Linked DNA regions of Homo sapiens: region 1 is linked to region 2. A link is an interaction called in ENCODE POLR2A ChIA-PET data of the cell type or tissue named here. Cell type or tissue: B cell. All regions are shown on one strand.

Region 1 (2,500 bases), 73 kb after region 2:
TGGGAGTACTGCCATCTTAACAATATTAAGTTTTCTGATACATAACCATGGAATTTCATGTTAAGTTAGGTCTTTTTAAATTTTATTCAGCAGTTTTATACTTTTCAGTGTACATGTCCTTCACCTTTCTTGATGAATGGTCTGATCAAATGCATTCCTGAGAGATGCAAAACTTGCATAAACCATAAAATTCTATATCCCAATCAGAATAAAATTCCTAAGAATTGTATTTGATTCTTCTGGATGCTATTATGAATGGAATTTTTTTTTAGGATTGTTCCTTGGTGATGTACAGAAACACAACTGGTTTTTGTGTGTTGATCTTGTACCCTAGAAATTTGCTAAATCAATTTACTAGATCTAATAGATTTTTTGTGTATTCCTTGGGATTTTCTATATGTAGAGTCCTGTGTTCTGCAACTGTAAATATTTATTTCTTCCTTTCCAATTTGGATGACTTGTGATTCCAAATGATGACAGTGTTTTACTTTTTCTTTCCAAGATGCTCTGGCTAGGACTCCCAGTACCATGTTGAGTAGCAGTGATGAAAGCAGGCATCCTTATATTGTTTCTGATCTTAGGGGGAAAGCTTTCAGTCTATCACCATTAAGTTTGAAAAGCTTCCTTATCTTTTGGTCTTTGGTTGGGGTTGGACAATAGGCAGCATGAGCTAAATTTAGGAGGACAGGAGGGGAATGAAGTCACACCGTTGGTGTGCTGGCTCCCTCTCTGCTGCGTCTCCATGAGTTGATTGCGTTCCTCTACAAAAGACCACAGCTCCTGTCAGGTGACCTTCTTCATACAGCCACTCCCTTCCTTCCTGGCCCTTTTAGGTGTAACTAAAAGGTGAATGCTCCCTGCAATGGCTAGCCCTAGGGTGCCATACCTTGTTGTCTTCCCTGAGTTCTGCCCACCCCTCTGTAAACTGTCCCTTCATGAAACTACTCAATTCTTCATTCAGAATGTACACCTGTTTCCTGCAGAGACTCTAATTCAAAGACTTAACAGTGAGTAAATGGGCACATCTCTCTGGACTGAAGTCAGCCTGCAGTGGTCCAGCAACACTCCAAAGTGAGTGAGGTTTTAACAACCACCTTACAGTCTTTTCTGGCTTTTGAACATATATAAGTCTGTGACTGGGTATGCGGTAGGAGGAGTTTGGTGAGAACAAGGAAGAGAACTTGCTGCTTTTCATGTCAGCTACGTGTACCTTAGAGATGCAACTTGCATAAACTGTAAAATTCTGTATCCCAATCAGAATTGCTGAATCAAAGATTTGGAACTGCAACTTCTTCAAATGGGAAGACAAATATTTCCTCCACCTTTGCTTCTGATTCTGCTCATCATCCATTGTTAGTATCCCAGATTAGAATCTGATTGGGACATGCTGGCTGCTTGAACTTTGGGGCTTATTGCTACCAAATATTCGAGCCCAGCCCAACTTTTGTTTCATAACTGCCTCTACCCCAAGGCCTGATGGAACCCACCTCTTTTGGCCCAAGGAAACTCACATGCTGGCAACATTTGTGTACTGTATTCATTTCCTAGGGCTGCCCACAACAAATTACCAAAAAGTGGGGTGACTTAAAACAGCAAGAATTTCTTTTCTCACAGTTTTGGAGGCTAGAAGTCCGAGATCAAGATGTTGGCAGGTCCATGCTCTCTGATGGCTTTAAGGAAGAACCCTCCCTGCCTCTTCCTGGCTTCTGTAGGTTCTTGGCAATCCTTGGTTTGTAGATGCATCACTCCAACCTCTGCCTCTGTCATCACATGGCTACATCTTCTTCCTGTGTGTCTTATTCTTCCTCCCATGAGGCCATCAGTCATATTGAATTGAGAACCCATCAGGCTGGGCATGGTGGCTTATGCCTGTAATCTCAGCACTTTGGGAGGCAGAGACACATGGATCACCTGAGGTCAGGAGTTCGAGACCAGCCCGGCCAACATGGCAAAACCCCGTCTCTATTAAAAATACAAAAATTAGCTGAGTCTGGTGGCATGTGACTGTAGTCCTGGCTACTTGGGAGGCTGAGGCAGAAGAATCACTTGAACCCGGGAGACAGAGGTTGCAGTCAGCCGAGATCGAGCCACTGCATTCAGGCCTGGGCAACAGAGTGAGACTCTGTCTCAAACAAACAGAAAAAAGGATCCATCATATCTTAACTGATATCTGCAATGACCCTGTTTCCAAATAAGGTCATATTCTGAGATACTAGCATAAGGATTTCAACATTCCCTTGGAGGGACACAATTCAACTCATAGCAATATATATTTATCATTTGCAAGGACTTGCTTCTCCCTGTCTGACTCATTCCACTACTAGAAGAGAAAATCCTACTTATAAAATAGAAGGTTAGAGGCTGGGCGCAGTGGCTCACACCTGTAATCCCAGCAATTTGGGAGGCTAAGGCTGGTGGATCACGAGATCAGGAGTTCAAGGCCAGCCTGGCCAAGATGGTGAAACCCCGTCTCTACTAAAACTACAAAAATTAGCAGGGC
Region 2 (2,500 bases):
GCAATGACTAGCTCATCTAGTAATAATATCTCTATAAACCAACAATTTATATATTTCAACTCCCTTTTTAAAAACATTGATATAATTCACACACCATAAAAATCATCTGTTTGGGCTGGGCACAGTAGCTCATGCCTGAATCCCAGCACTTTGGGAAGCTGAAGTGGGAGGATGGCTTGAGCCCAGAAGTTTAAGACCAGCCTGGGCGACACAGCAAGACTCCATCTCAAATTTTTTTTAAAAATTTATAAAAATAAAGAAAAATCACCTTTTTGAAATGTGCAAGTATTTTCTAGTACATTCACAAAGTTGTGCAACCATAATCCAGAACATCTTCCATATATCCCACATCCATTACAGTACCTTTCCATTCCCACATTCTCCCAGCTCCTTCCTGTCAGCTACTAATCTACTTCCTGTCTGTATGGATTTGCCCATTTGGACATTTCACGTAAATGGAATCACATATTTTGTGGCCTTTGGTGTCTCATTTCTTTCACTAACGTGTTTTCAAAGCTCAGGTATGTTAAAGCATGAATCTGTACTTCATTCCTTTTTATGACTGAATAATATTCCATTTTAAGAATATACCACATTTTGTATGTCAATTTATCAACTGATGGATATAGCGTTTATTTCCAAGTTTGGTTATTATGAATAATGCTGCTATAAATGTTCTCACCCACTTTTGAGATACATGCAAAAAGTTTTGAAGTCAGTGCAAATCACAGAGCAAAAATCTCTGAAGTCAAACTAAGTGATGAAACAATTTGAAGTAGTCATACCTTCTTCCTTAGGTAAAGGCTGCTCTTCTGAGTTTATTCATTCTACATTAAATATCATCTGGACAAGTGAAACTGAAAAAAAAATCTCATCTACCCTTGCAAACTACAAATAAAAAGGAAGGACAACGAAATAACAAAGAAAGCTACAAAACAATATTCTAAGTTTCTTACACTGAGCTGATCTGCTTCTAAAAAAAAACTACACAAAGTAATTTGTTAAAATAAAATTACAAATTAATAATTAAAGCATAGAACATACCAAATATACTTATACCAAAAATGTATTTTAACAGTTTGAGCTGTTTTCATTAAGCACTATGGCAAAAACTTCTGCTAAATATCAAGGAATAACCTGATGTATTGGAAAACAATCTCCAAATATTTGTTTTATAAATAAAACAATCATATCATCCGAAATGACCAAATCTACTAATTAGAGATTAAATATCTTATATAGTCTCACTTAGAATAAAGTATCCTATATATTTGAGAACAAAAATTAATTTTGTTGATTTGTGATTTGAAGCATTTTGATAAAGAAAATCTCCTCAAATACCTGCCTGAAATAGTTTCAACTCAAATCATACACAATGTGGCCAAAACCCATTACAACTAAAATAAGAGTTTGCAATTTATCAATTCAGTAACAGACAAGCCAATATTTATGTTTGCTTTATAACAAAGGACAACAAAAATGTTACCAAAAGAATGCAAAATTATTCCTCTATAAATAAGTGGCATGTTCAAAATATTCCACCAAAGTAAATACAGCATTCAAAAAGACAAGACGTTTTTTTCAGATTGTGAAACTACAGCAATTTTCAGAAAACAAATAGTGTTTTACTATATACTAAATATACTTTTAAAACCACCAAATTGTACCACTGTATTATTAACATTAGAATTTTCTGAATCTATTTTTTTAACCCAGTTTTACTTACCAGTTAGGAAAATTAACAGTATGCAATGTCTTTTTTCCCCCTAGAGGACGTTTACAGGAGAATTCTGTGTTTAAAAATCTACTTTTAATAAGCTCCTAAAAGGAAGTTTTCACTTAAAAAACATAAACAGACCAATTAGCATTCTGTAATTTCTTTCTGCTCTAATTTTCAGCTACATATTTAAACCAATGACATCTAGTCTATTACATTTATAGAATATCAAATATACTCTGTGCCTAATTTTTAATTCAAATTCAATAAATATTTATTGAGTAGTCTACTACATGCCTAACACTATGCTAAGTGCAGGGGAAAAAAAATAACCATTTTGGTTTTTCCTATCTTTCTCCTTGTCCTTATGGCCTATACATACAATCACTTGATGAAAAATGCCAGCAGGGGTGTACTACCCTAATTTACTATGCACTTGACTTAAATTTATACTTATGGACTCTAAACTCAAAATTCAAATAAATACCAACTATGAAAAAGAATCTACAAGAATATGTTTTTCTGTAGGGCACTCATCATTGAGGGGTAAAATTTTTCTCATATGCATCATGAAGGAAGATCCTTTTTCCATGTTGTTGGCAAAACTGTCAATCATCTTGATGAGCAGCAAATAAATGAATGCCCAATGATGGGATTCTGTATTATCCTTAAAAAAGAAATCCATCAACTCAACATCAACAGGTAAATGTTTATACTCGACAGCCATCAATTTCAACTATCCATGCAAAGAGACAGGTGAGCTGGACTGGTAAACCTCGAAAT

Evidence for each region. Peaks named below come from ENCODE experiments on the same cell type or tissue, not always from the same donor. Only the 100,000 strongest peaks of a DNase experiment are listed, where the experiment ranks them.
Region 1: POLR2A ChIA-PET joins it to region 2 with 5 read pairs; 6 of 35 experiments call an interaction of 5 or more read pairs at or near these places.

What each region holds. Positions count from the first base shown.
Region 1 is chr9:37,106,196-37,108,695 of GRCh38, reverse strand. No RefSeq gene overlaps it. Among named protein-coding and RNA genes, the nearest start is that of ZCCHC7, 13 kb to the left of the region's middle. In B cell, no CTCF peak of the experiment used is centred here; a DNase peak (open chromatin) is centred at 974; H3K4me3 peaks cover 997 bases.
Region 2 is chr9:37,179,597-37,182,096 of GRCh38, reverse strand. All of the region lies in intron 2 of ZCCHC7 (zinc finger CCHC-type containing 7), which reads right to left. All of the region lies in intron 1 of LOC105376033 (a long non-coding RNA gene), which reads right to left. Among named protein-coding and RNA genes, the nearest start is that of ZCCHC7, 60 kb to the right of the region's middle. In B cell, no CTCF peak of the experiment used is centred here; no DNase peak of the experiment used is centred here; H3K27ac peaks cover 798 bases.